Regions from separate parts of the Homo sapiens genome. Here all the other regions are linked to region 3. The links are chromatin contacts, found by Hi-C or POLR2A ChIA-PET in ENCODE. All regions are on one chromosome and are shown on one strand. The core of a region is the stretch at or near the end of the contact, and the rest is flanking DNA. Distances in the headings are between cores, read along the strand shown.

The links. A loop is a pair of places that touch in the nucleus more often than their neighbours do. ChIA-PET counts read pairs that join two places held with the same protein, here RNA polymerase II (POLR2A). Pooled maps may share reads with other maps.
Region 1: a pooled map shows a loop between it and region 3 (8-fold over the local background). The contact joins the promoter of SDHAF2 here to the promoter of EEF1G in region 3. A Hi-C loop is called at or near these places in 4 of 50 pooled maps. POLR2A ChIA-PET finds 5 or more read pairs at or near these places in 3 of 52 experiments (MCF 10A, WTC11 and activated CD4-positive, alpha-beta T cell).
Region 2: a loop to region 3 is called in a pooled map, with 2.5 times the contacts of the local background. The contact joins the promoter of ZFTA here to the promoter of EEF1G in region 3. A Hi-C loop is called at or near these places in 1 of 168 maps with a recorded cell type or tissue (dorsolateral prefrontal cortex) and 1 of 50 pooled maps. POLR2A ChIA-PET finds 5 or more read pairs at or near these places in 1 of 52 experiments (activated T-cell).

What each region holds. Positions count from the first base shown.
Region 1 is chr11:61,428,067-61,432,251 of GRCh38, reverse strand. SDHAF2 (succinate dehydrogenase complex assembly factor 2) reads right to left here and starts at 2,128. Exons shown (of 4, transcript NM_017841.4): 1 at 2,070-2,128. The coding sequence starts at 2,105. It overlaps CPSF7 (cleavage and polyadenylation specific factor 7), which reads left to right and starts at 2,277. Exons shown (of 10, transcript NM_001142565.3): 1 at 2,277-2,338; 2 at 2,962-3,070. The coding sequence starts at 3,017. RefSeq lists enhancers at 1,998-2,057, 2,414-3,062 and silencers at 2,004-2,339, 2,198-2,367, 2,478-2,907.
Region 2 is chr11:63,765,753-63,770,204 of GRCh38, reverse strand. It overlaps ZFTA (zinc finger translocation associated), which reads left to right and starts at 1,430. Exons shown (of 5, transcript NM_001144936.2): 1 at 1,430-1,721; 2 at 3,901-4,398. The coding sequence starts at 1,583. RefSeq lists silencers at 614-1,083, 1,104-1,313, 1,444-1,493, 1,714-2,013.
Region 3 is chr11:62,572,098-62,576,211 of GRCh38, reverse strand. EEF1G (eukaryotic translation elongation factor 1 gamma) reads left to right here and starts at 2,321. Exons shown (of 10, transcript NM_001404.5): 1 at 2,321-2,381; 2 at 3,470-3,628. The coding sequence starts at 2,370. TUT1 (terminal uridylyl transferase 1, U6 snRNA-specific) reads left to right here. Exons shown (of 9, transcript NM_022830.3): 9 at 1-1,160. The coding sequence ends at 1,118. RefSeq lists enhancers at 274-1,235, 1,393-1,452, 1,236-2,197, 2,153-2,352.

The DNA of each region.
Region 1 (4,185 bases), core at 879-3,378, 1.1 Mb after region 3:
GAGACAAGGTCTCACTTCCAATGCCCAGGCTGGAGTGCTGTTGCAAAATCAAGGCTCACCGCAGCCTTGACTTCTCAGACGCACTCCCGCCTCAGCCTCTCAAGTAGCTGGGACTACAGGTGTGTACTACCACACCTGACTAATTTTTTTTAGTAGAAAAGGGGTTTTGCCATGTTGCCCAGGCTGGTCTCGAACTCCAGGACTCACACGATCCACCCACCTCGGCCACTATTTACTTTAGGTATAAATGGATTAAACTCCAGGCCTGGCGCGGTGGCTCACGCCTGTAATCCCAGCACTTTGGGAGGCTGAGGCGGGCAGATCACGAGGTCAGGAGATCGAGACCATCCTGGCTAACACGGTGAAATCTCGTCTCTACTAAAAATACAAAAAATTAGCCAGGCGTGGTGGGGGGCGCCTGTAGTCCCAGCTACTCCTAAACCAGGAGATTGGCGTGAACCCAGGAGGTGGAGCTTGCAGTGAGTCGAGATCATGCCACTGCACTCCAACCTGGGCGACAGAGCGAGACTCTGTCTCAAGAAAATAACATAACATAACATAACCTCCCCAACCAAAAGACATGAAGTGGCTGAATATAATGAATTAAAAAAAAGATTCAACTATATGCCGCACAAGAGACATTTTATTAAAATCTGGAAATCAATGGCAAAAGAAAAGGTGGAAAATTCACAAATATGTGGAAATTAAACAACACACTCTTGAACAATCAATGAGTCAAAGAAGACATCAAAAGGAAAATTAGAAAATATCTTGAGACACGCCGGGAATGGTGGATCACACCAGTAATCCCAGCACTTTTTGGAAAGCTGAGGCAGGAGGATCACTTGAGGCCAGGAGTTTGAGACCAGCCTGGGCAACATAGTGAGAACCTGTCTCTACGAAAAAAAGAAAAAAGAAGGGAAACAACAGGCCGGGCGCGGTGGCTCACGCCTGTAATCTCAGCACTTTGGGAGGCCGAGAAGGACGGATCACCTTAAGTCTGGAGTTCGAGACCTGCCTGGCCAACAAGGTGAAACCCCATCTCTACAAAAATACAAAAATTAGCCAGGCATGATGGCGATGCCTGTAATCCCAGCTACCTGGGAGGCTGAGGCGGAAGAATCGCTTGAACCCGGTAGGTGGAGGTTGCAGTGAGCCAAGTTCGTGCCATTGCACTCCAGCCTGGGCGACAAGAGCAAAACTCCGTCTCAAAAAAAAAAAAGGAAAACAACAAAAAACAAACAAAAAGGAAATATCCTGAGACAAACTAAAACCCAACATATACAAAATTATGAGATGCGACAAAAGCTGTACTAAGAAGGAAGTTTATAGTGTAAACGCCTACATCAAAAAAGAATAAAGATCGAGTCCCTGGGTCTGCAGGAAAAAAAAAAAAGAATAAAGATAGGGATGGGGGTAGGAGGGGAAGATAGAGGCAAAGTTAGTTACTTTATAACAGCAGGCTAGGAAAAAAGAATAATAAGTTCCAGTGTTCTATTACATATTAGAGTGACTACAGCTAATAACACTGTACTGTATATGTCAAGATGCTAGAAAAAGATCTTGAAAAGTTATTACCGTAAATAAATGATAAAGATTTGAGGTGATGGACATGCTAACTACGCTGATTTGATTATTCGATGTACACATGTATTAAAACATTATACTGTACCCCCATAAACACGTACAATTATATGTCAATTATAAACAAACAAAAAGCTGAAGATACTATGTGAAACCACGAAAAGCATTAAAGACTAAAGAACGGGGAGAAGGGGAGCCCAGGGAAGTTGGGCTAATCCCGCCTGGGACGTAGGTGAGAGGCGAATTGGGTCTTGGACGATGACTGATCGTTTAAGCAGATATTTCCAGACCGGCACACAGTAGGCTCACCAAAGAATGGAAGCGACCTTTATTTCCTGAGTTGCAGGATCGGCCTCTCCCTGGGCCTGCCCTTGCCCTGCGCTATCGGGCAGACGAACTCTCCCCAAGATAGAGACCACAGAGGAAGACAAAGGGTAATCCCCGCTGCCGCCCGCCCCGGACGCTAGAACGTTCTCTCTCCTCACCAGCGACGAAGTCGAGAACACTGTAGACACCGCCATTTTCCCCACCTGCACCGGAAACCGGCTGCGCGGGCACTTCCGGGAACTCCTAGCCGCCCGGCCAGCCGACCACGGCAGCCACGGAGGAGCTGAGCCGGAAGGTGCGTCCCTGCGCATGCCGGAAGTGGCGGTGCGTGTGACGCCGGCGGCGGGGGGGGCGGGACCTGGGGCGGAGAGCGGTTCGCGCGCTTCGGGCCTAGTCCGGACTCGCCGCCGCCGCCGCCATATTCCCGGTAACGGGGGCGCGCGGTCGGGGGCAGGTTGGGCCGGAAGAGGGGTCCGGGCCGGCACTGAGGCGGGAAGGGGGTCGGTTGAGATGGGACGGCCGGAGTCTGCGGGCGGAGGGAGTCGCGGGCCTTTTGAGGGAGGAGGCAGAGCGCGCCGGGCCGGGTTTGTCGGGAGGGAGCGGGGCGGGCCTAGCTGGGGGCGAAGAGTAGGCCTGGGTTGGGGGCAGAGGCGGCTGGAGCTGCTTGACACCTGGGGGCTCTGGCCGGAGCCGCCTTGGGGGCTAGGCAGGTGCAGCGGATAGGGGCTGCGGGCTTCGCCGCGGTCATTCTTCGCAACGCCGTCCTAGGGCCACTAGGACCCGAGGGTGGGACTTTTCCGTCGCGCCATAGGCAGCTGCGGCGCAGACGCGGCGCTACCCGGGTCGGGCCCGAGGGTGATGGGCAGCGACCCCCGGCGGCCTGGGAGAGCGGTGGGCGGCGCGAGGCCGGGGGCGGGGCGGAGCGGGTGGGGCCGAGCTGGGGCCGCCAGGATGCTGCGTCTCTGGAGATGGGAGGTTAGCAATCATTACCCTCTTCCCAGCCCAGGACCCTCGTGCCTTCTAATTCTTGCATTTTTCCGAATCCCGCAGTGGCATCTTCCTTACTTTGTCCATCCTCCGGACTCGCGATCTTCCTTCCGGAGCCATGTCAGAAGGAGTGGACTTGATTGATATATATGCTGACGAGGAGTTCAACCAGGTGAGGTGTCATCAGGAGCTTTGGGATTTTCCTTGATCATCTGAGGAATCATTTTCAGCAAACTGGCAGTGGTTTCAAGCTGTACCAGTCCTAGGCTTGAACACGCGTCTATCCGGTCTAAAATTTTTCTCCTGCAGAAACTTTAAAGACTACACTCCATTCCTCTTTATGTTAATTTGAAGCTCCAGGCTTAATTTTAAAGGCTTTGATTTAAGAGCAAATAAAAAGCAGGTGTAATAGAATGGTGAATCAACCTGTGGAATTTACTCCCCAGGAAGCCAAAGGTGGGTGTCAGACTAACCACACTTAAAAATCAAAAGTACATTTGCTACGGTATTCATGAGGACAGTGTTGATACCGGTTCCTTTACATTCTCAACCTGCAGCTGGAGAAGTGTAGTCCCCTCCATCGTGACAGTGCAAAAGCAAAGTAGAAAAGATGACTTTAACATTTAGTTTCAACTCCATTCCAATTAAGTTTTACTTCCTTTTATAAGTAGGTTGACTCCAGTCATGAGAAGTCCACAGGCATTTTGGTATAATAAATTGTATTGGTTACCTTTAGTCTTTCTAGAGGGAATAAAAGAGTAAAGACGTTAGACAAACCAGTTAGAAAACTGATAATAGACCCATGCACATACCCTCAGTTGGATTTGTTTTTATTGTACCAGGGAACATTATACAGAAATTTATCTAGAGCTGGGCAAGGTGGCTCTTGACTGTAATCTCAGCTGCTCTGGAGCCTGAGATGGGAAGATTACTTAAGACCAGAAGTTCAATACCAGCCAGGGCAACATACCAAGACCCAGTCTACAAAAATGTAAAAAAAAACAACAACGAGATATGGTGGCTTGTGCCTGTAGTCCCATCTACTCTGGAGAGTGAGGCAAGAGGTACTCCCTGAGCCCAGGAATTCAAGGCTGCAGTGAGCCATGATTGGGCCGCTGCACTCTATCCTGGGCAACAGAACAAGACCCTGACTCTTAAAAACACAAGAAAAATTCTCTCAAAGAAATAATCTTCCATGCAGTTAAGTTTTTCAGTCTTGAGGTCAATTCTCAAGAATGTTCCAAAATTTCTATTGAAAACGTACTAATATCTTGCCTGGGTTATTTT
Region 2 (4,452 bases), core at 181-2,680, 1.2 Mb before region 3:
CCAGAGGCACTTAAGAAATCTTAGTTCTTGTCCCCTCCTCATAAGCACTTCGGGGACAGGTTTCCTGTGTTCCAAGTAATTTAATTCCCATGGCTCCCGAAAGGCTGGAGCGGTTTCCTTTTCAGAGGCTGTGGGTGCCTCTGAGAAGGAAAGTCACAGGCAGTATCGGTCTTGCCCATGTTTTTCAGTGCTGTGTGTCCAGCGTCTGAAAGCATGCGGGCACACAGTAGGTGGTGACAAGCGGACGAACTGCCATCGGCGACAGCTGGGTAACTCGCCAGTGCAGGGAACAAAACCCGCCTCCAGATAAGAAGACCCTGCAGGCCTCCCGCACCCTGTAATTTGGATCTCCAGGAATCGCCTTTGTTGTGGGCGCCCAACCTCAGGCAAAGCGAGCACCTGCTCCTCCCGCCGGTCCTCGCAGGAGGACCCCAGGCTGCTGCGCCCCGGCTGCCTCTCCGGGTCCCTGCGCTCCGCTTCTCCGGAGCTGGGGGACCGGGGGCGCCCCGGGACCCGCAGCCAGGGTCCGCCCAGCGCTTCCGAGCCGTGGTAACGCGCCTCCCCAGGTGCCCGACACCCCGCCCGGGGCCAGCATTTTTCGCTTCCTAGGGCCGGGCCGGGGGTCTGGGGCTGCGTCAAGGGCCTCGTCAGGCACCCCCAGGCCTGCGGGGGCAGGATCCTGAGTCACCGCCGCGCACGCCCTCTCCTCCCGGCTTCCATCCTGGGGCCACCTCCAGCCCGCAGGGTCGGGCCCCGGCGCAGCCGGCTCTCTGCGGGTCTGCTGTGCGCCCCTCTCCCCAGCCCGAGTCACTGCGGCCGCCGCCCCCACCCCTGGCTGGCTCGGGGGAGCCTCGCTTGTCCGCCCCTCCCATGAGAAGCCCGAGCTCTCAGCGCTCCCGGGCGGCTCCCGCGGGAGGGGGCGCGGCCGCCCCCACGGCTCCACCCTCTCGGCGGGGCCGCAGCCATCTGGGGCCCCTGCCAGTAGCGGCCGCTCCGGGGCCCGCACGGAGCTCGCGACCCGCTTGCGCGGCGGGAGGCAGCCCCGGGCAGGGACCCCGGCCTCCTCAGCGGGCGCTCCCGGCGCTGAGATGCCCCGAGGGGGCGGTGGCCGCGAGCCGAGCCCGGGTGGAAGCGCGTCGCAGCGGACGCGGGCGCCCCTCGCCACCTCAGTGACCCTTTGGGAGCCGGGACCGGAGCCCCGCAGGCGGCGGTGCGGGCCCGCGGGGGCGGCGAGGTCCGTGCCCCTAGCGTCCGGAGCGGGCGCAGGCTGCTGAGCCTCGGCTGGGCTCGTTGCCTCCCGCCTTTCCCCCCAGCCCCCCGCGAGCTGGCAGGAGGAAATAGCGCGCGGCCCCTTTAAATTTACCCAGGAGCCCTTAAAGGAGCCCCAGGGGCCCCAGACAGGAATCCCCACCCCGGTCCAGCCCGCGCCGCCGAGCGAGCAGCCTGCCGTCCGTGCGGCCGGCCGCCCCGTGCATGCGCCCCGCGCCCCGGGGCCCCGCGCAGCGAGCGCTCCGCGCGGGCTGCCGCCGGCCCCGCGGCCCCGCGCCCCGCCGCCCCGGGGCCCCGCTCCGCAGCGCAGCGCATGGAGCCCGGCGGGGACCACCGGAGCCGGAGCAGCGGCGGCAGGGGCGGCCCCGGGCCAGCAGTGGCCTCGGCACGGGGCCGACGGCTGCCGCCCGCCGGATCGAGCGGCAGCGCGGAGCCAGAGGAAGACGAAGGCGGTAAGAGCTGGGGCCGGCGGCCCGGGCGGGGGCCCCGGCGTGGGGGAAGGGAGGGCTGCGGCTCGGGGCCCCTCTCCGCCGCCGAACAAAGCGGGGGACGCGGGCAGGGCGGCCGGGGGCGCCACCTGGTGGGCGCGGAGCGCGGCTGCAGGGCTGGCGGGGGAGCCCCCCGCCCAGCTCCCGGGGTCGGCTCGCGGGGCTCGGGCGGCTCGCCTCCCCCTTAAAGGGCCCCGCTGCCGCCCGCAGCGCCCCGCCTTGGGGGCCAGGCCCGAGGGGCCCCACGGGGCAGGGCGCCACGGAGCGAGGCTGGACTTTGGCCCCCGCCCCTTTCTCTTTCAGACTCCCAGGTGGTCTCCCTAATCGGGCTTTCTCTCAAAAGTCCGCCCAGACCCTGGGTCCCCTTCGGGGGCTTTTCCCCAGCGGAGCTGAGCTCAGCTCCGAACTCTGCTGTTTTAAATCGGGCTGCTCCTCTCGTCTCGTGGCCTTGTGAGAGACATGCACCCTTTTTCTTTTCTCCCACATTCTCCCTAGGAAAGTGCATCGCTTGCGCCCCGGGGGCCCACACCATCTTTTCCCACCGCGGGCAGTTTTTAAAGCGATGGGTTCGCCCACAAAGGCAGGCACCCCTCCGGCCGGTGCATTCTCCCTTCCCTTCTTTTCAGAATTTTTTTTTGCCCTAATTTGTCAGCTCTAGCGGAACCAACCAGTCCTCCTCGTTCGCTCTCAAAGGAGACTGTTGACTCATTTCCCGGCTGCAGGGTCACGCCTTAAGACCCTTGAGGGTTTCCTCCAGGCCAGGGAGACTCTGCCCGAATCTCCAGGCTCCCCTCCCGGTCTCTCCCCTCCCAGAAACGCCCCATCCCCTTTTGTTTTTAAAGAACCTCGGCTCCTCCCCCTTTTTCGGCTCTTAAAGGGCCAATCCACCTTAGACTAGCCTGGATCCAGCGCTGGAAGGATGCTTAGAGACCAGCCAGCTAGCCAGTGTCGTTGCAGACAAAGAAGCTCAGGCCCAGAGTGCGGACATGACCTATCAAAGGTCACAGAGCAAGTTACCAGTGAAGCCAGGACTTGAACCCAGGCCTATGACTCCGAAGCCAGTGGATTCTATGGATCTACTTAAATAAAAACTAAAACAAAAAAACTTCCACAAGGGTGACAGGAGCCCTTTCTGATCCTGTCTTTTGTTTTCCCAACCCTGTGATTCTCCACTGGGAGAATGACCAGAACCTGCCTGTGTGCCCAGGAGACCATTTTTCTAAATCAAGAGGGGTGGGAACTGTAGGGAGGGTAGGGGACTGCTCTGGGTGGGTGTCTGGCACAGGGAACACCATTGGGTTAGTGGGGCCTCTCCAGTGCCCGCCCTTCTGACTGCTGGGCAGTGGCCGGCTCCCTGCCAGAGCAGCAAATAAAGCCCCAGAAAGACTTAATGGGCTTCAGTGGATGGTGGCCACTCCCTGCCGCAGTGTCATTAGTTGTCACTCTGGTGGCCCTCCTGCCATCCCTTTACAGGGTCATTGGCTCCTCCAGAATCTGGAGAAGTTTCAGTCTCAGAAACTCCTTTCCCTGGAGATGTTGGCAGCTTTGTCTTGGGGATCCCTCCCATGTGGGGGCCTAGATTTGGGGAACTGACAATGCCTAGCCCATCCCCAAAATGGGAGTCTCAGGAAGCTATATTTGAAGCATTACTGGAAAAAGGGAGAAGACCTGTGGGTGGGGCCCTCCTGGCGGGGGCCCCAGGTGGGTGGGTCCCGTGTGCAGCCCTGGCTGTAGACAGATGCCCCCTTTGTTTGTCTGGCCCCACTGCCTGCTCTGCTCCAGCTGGAACCGCCCTGGCCTGCTGCTCTCCTGGCTTTCTCCCTACGGCTCTTGTCCAGAAAGGGCACCTTACAGAGCTGGTTGGCTCCTTGGCCCTCACCTTATTTTTTAAAAAGTCAGAGCTATTTCCACAGTGCCCTGCGTCCTTTTGTTCTTGATCTCCTCTTAAAGGGTCCTTGCCCTTTGTAAAGGGCTAATGTTTTGGCTCCCACTTCTACCATCCCTTTTATTGCTGTTGCCGTCCCTTTCCTGCCCCGGAACACCCCCTCCCCCAGCTCCCTTTCTCAGGGCTCACCATCAAAGCCCTCGCCTCTTTCCCTGGAAATCAGAGATTGAAAAACTGTCTCCCTTTCCCCTTCTTCAGGGCAAGATCTTCAGCTGGAAGGGGGTGCCTTGGGGTCCTGGGGGAGTGCCCCCCTGCCCTCCTCCAGGGCCAGGGGACCAGCATCTTCAGGCAGGAAATATTCAGACCACTGTGAGGCCCGGGCCTCGAGGCCTGGAAAGAGCCGCATCCCTGGCCGTGACCACCGGCGCTACTACCACGACCACTGGCGGCTGGAGTACCTGATGGACTTCAACCCTGCCCGGCACGGCATGGTGTGCATGGTGTGCGGCAGCTCCCTGGCCACCCTCAAGCTCAGCACCATCAAGCGCCACATCCGCCAAAAGCACCCCTACTCCTTGCATTGGAGTCCCCGGGAGAAGGAAGTCATCAGCAACAGCTGGGATGCACACCTGGGGCTGGGGGCCTGCGGAGAGGCCGAGGGCCTGGGGGTCCAGGGGGCTGAGGAGGAGGAGGAGGAGGAAGAAGAGGAGGAGGAGGAGGGGGCCGGTGTCCCAGCTTGCCCGCCCAAGGGCCCAGGTAATGCAAATGCAGATTCTGTACAGGCAGGGGCCTGGGTGGCCAGTGGGGCAC
Region 3 (4,114 bases), core at 1,072-3,571:
CTTGTTGGGATCTTCGTGGCTCCCTGCTGTCCCTGCGGGAGGGTCAGGCACTGCCTGTGGCAGGGGGCCTGCCTTCTAATCTCTGGGAGGGTCTGCGCCTTGGCCCCCTGAATCTCCAGGACCCTTTTGACCTGAGTCACAATGTCGCAGCCAATGTGACCAGCCGGGTGGCTGGGCGCCTACAGAACTGCTGCCGAGCAGCAGCCAATTACTGCCGAAGCCTCCAGTACCAGCGCCGTTCCTCCCGGGGTCGGGACTGGGGGCTGCTCCCTCTTCTGCAGCCCAGCTCCCCCAGCTCCCTGCTCTCTGCTACGCCGATCCCTTTACCCCTTGCACCCTTCACCCAGCTCACTGCTGCCCTGGTGCAGGTATTCAGGGAAGCACTGGGGTGCCATATAGAACAGGCAACCAAGAGAACGCGGTCAGAAGGAGGTGGAACTGGGGAGTCCTCTCAGGGAGGGACAAGCAAAAGACTCAAAGTAGATGGACAGAAAAACTGCTGTGAGGAGGGGAAAGAGGAGCAGCAGGGATGTGCAGGGGACGGTGGGGAAGACAGGGTAGAAGAGATGGTTATAGAGGTTGGAGAGATGGTGCAGGACTGGGCCATGCAGAGCCCTGGGCAGCCAGGGGACCTGCCCCTGACCACTGGAAAGCATGGAGCCCCTGGAGAAGAGGGGCAGCCCAGCCACGCAGCCCTGGCAGAGCGGGGGCCCAAGGGACATGAGGCAGCCCAAGAATGGTCTCAGGGTGAGGCAGGGAAGGGGGCATCCCTGCCCTCCTCAGCGAGCTGGCGCTGTGCCTTGTGGCACCGAGTGTGGCAAGGGCGGCGGCGAGCCCGTAGACGCTTGCAGCAGCAAACCAAGGAGGGAGCTGGAGGTGGCGCTGGCACAAGAGCAGGGTGGCTGGCGACTGAGGCTCAGGTCACCCAGGAGCTGAAAGGACTGAGTGGTGGCGAAGAGAGGCCAGAAACTGAGCCCCTGCTGAGCTTTGTGGCGTCTGTCTCCCCGGCTGACCGAATGCTCACTGTGACCCCGCTCCAGGATCCCCAAGGCCTGTTCCCTGATCTCCATCATTTCTTACAGGTTTTCCTCCCTCAAGCAATTCGACATCTCAAGTGAAGACATGGCCCCTGAAGGGCAATAAAGCTGCTAGTTTATTAATACAGTCTCCCGTTTCCTTTCATTTCCATCTGGTCATAATCCCCCTTCCCCTCCCCCAGAACTTCCTGCAGCTGCTCCCGTCTGACCCCGAACATGGGTCTCTCCCTGTTGCTCTCCACCCCACCAGCTTCTCCTTCCTACAGTTCGCACAGCTCGAGGGGAGTGCGGGGGCAGCACCGCGCGTGGCACCTGGCACCCGCGCAGAGTTCCTGAATGGCAGAGCGGTGGGTGGCTCCAGCAGTACTGAGAAGAGCCAGGTTTGCCTCCACATTCTTCCTGTCGCCTCAGATTTATGCGCACAAGGACGGAGATTTGCGTTCAGCGTTCTTCATTCTCTCCTTTAAACGAGGAGAGTTCATCCCGTTCTTAAACTGGGTAAGAGATTTCAAACCTGAACATGGGTCAAAAGCCATGAACATCAGAAGCGACGATGTCAGGTCTTCCAGCGTCAGCCCCTCCAGGGGCCGAGTCCGGAGGAGGTGGGAGGGACAGGGCGCGTTCTCCCTCATGTCCCTGCCCTGCTTCGGGCCGGAGGGCCGGTGCCCTGCTCGCAGTAACAGCACCCTGGAGCTGTCAGGGGTTGGATGTGAGCAAACCTCACTTTGGCAGGCGGGTTCAGACCGGGGCCCCTGTTAGACGCTCATCCCTTTCTGGAGGAAAAGCAGAGCAGGAACTAAAGGGATTTAGCACACACACTGCCACCTCCGCGCAGCAGCTGTTCCTCGCTCCCATGAGTTTCATAGAATCATGTGAGGGGCTTGGCAAAATCTACCATCAAGTCACTTGTCCCTGGGAGGGCCAGAGAGGGACGCCCCCAGTAGCACTGGCCGCGCCGGGCCAACAACCGCGCCACGTAGCCAAGAACTCGCGGCTTTTCCAGCGGGTTCTCACAACTTCCCCGCCCTCCACGCTGTCTACCTCCACGTCTAGACTCCGATTGGCCCGCTGCACCTGGGGGGCGGGCCAGTCAAGAGCTCCAATGCGCAGGCCCGAGCTTTTTCCGCGCTGGCCAGCAGGCCCCACCCACCCAGTTCTTTTTCCAATTCAGCGCCACTGGATACCGAACTGTCGTACGTATGTCTTCTGTTTCGTCCTCGCTTTCCGGCTGCTGTTTCTCCACGGCTCTCCTCTTTCCCCCTCCCTTCTCTCCCGGGCGGCTTACTTTGCGGCAGCGCCGAGAACCCCACCCCCTTTCTTTGCGGAATCACCATGGCGGCTGGGGTAAGTTTGCTGGCTCTGGTGGTTCGGGTCATCCTATCCACCGCCATCCTTTGCCCGAGTGGGGCCAGTCGGCGCCAGAGGAGTTCTGAGGTTGAGTGGGGAACTGATTCGGGGGTCTACAGACTGTACTGCTGGAGAGTAGGGTTCCTAGGGCCTGGAGGGGAACTGAGGCTGGGGCTCTCGGAGGCCAGAGGTGGAAGGGTCTGGGGAAGAGGAGAAAAGAGATGCCGGGTCTGGGCCGTCCGAAGCCTGAGAAAGGGGTTCGGCTCTGTTGCCGCTTTGAGGCGTGGTATCTGGGCAGGTTGACGAACTTCTGTGTCCGTTTTGTGGAGTAACACAGGGGACAGGTTGAAGAGGAGGGTCTTTGTAGGCAGGTCCGGCTGGCACGGTTAAAGGTCGTCTCTCAGGGAGGTTTGGGAGCGAGAGGATTCTCCGGACAGTGAAGTCAGACCAATTGGACTCCGCTGGCCGGCATAATAGAGAAGCCCAACGCCGGGGAACTCGCTGCGGGACAGGACCGGAGGGATGATATTCGCGACACGGAAAGAAAGGCTTTTTGAGAGAGAGGAGTTGATTTAAGAAGACGGCATGCCATCCCCTATCTCTGGCTAGTCTGAGGGGAACTAGAAATCTCTCGATCGTCGTGCGTGCCTTAGAGACAGGACGATGCTTTTGAAGCGGTGAGCAGCTGAGCAGTAGAGTAGGCAGGCGCTCGGAACCATCAATGAATGAAGCGAGGGCTCCGGGAAGGGAGGAGAGTATGTTTGTAGGCAGATGGAGTCTGATGGAGCTAGAAGTTCTGGATTTCTTGGAGATAGATTTGAGAGGAAGAGAATACTTCCAGAGGTGTCCTTAGGGAAGGTCAAATCTGTCAACAAGCTTTATTTAGCAGTTGGTGTGTAGTTCTGTTCTTGGTATTTCGGAGGATTCTGATTACATATGACAAGTACTAAAGGACTTGGTTCACCAGAGGAAGTAAAAGGGTGAGTTGAATACATTGGGATTATTCAGGAAAGTCATCCTGGAGAGTGGCATTAAGGACTGGGACCCTTCTACTCATTAATTTTGTCCCTCTCTTTCTCCCATAGACCCTGTACACGTATCCTGAAAACTGGAGGGCCTTCAAGGCTCTCATCGCTGCTCAGTACAGCGGGGCTCAGGTCCGCGTGCTCTCCGCACCACCCCACTTCCATTTTGGCCAAACCAACCGCACCCCTGAATTTCTCCGCAAATTTCCTGCCGGCAAGGTGAGTTGGGAGATGGGGAGCATCCTTCGGTTCTGAGAAACCAAGGCCCTGCGATTCTGTCACTCTGGTGGTGGCCCCCATCTCTAAAAGGGAGCTTCCCATGTTGTTTTATTCAATTTCGGTGATTTTATTTTGAGATAAATACAGATTTACATGTAGTTGTGAAAAAAAATACAGAGCTATTCTGTGACTTTATAAAATTCACGAGTTTACTTTGTGGGAAAGAGAATGAGTTTTGACTAAGCATTTTCAGTGCAAATATATCAGATATCTGTTATGAGCAGAATTCTTACCCCAAGGGGTTTATAGAGATAGGTGAAGAAACATGCTAAGAATGGAGGAGATGAAGTGCTGTGTGGGTCTGGGTCACACACTAATACTTTAACTGATACAGACATTGATACAGGAGTTGCTTTTGGCCTTCTGCTTGTTTGATCCAGAGATTTCATACAAATATCCTGTAATATTCAAATCTATTGGGCTTCC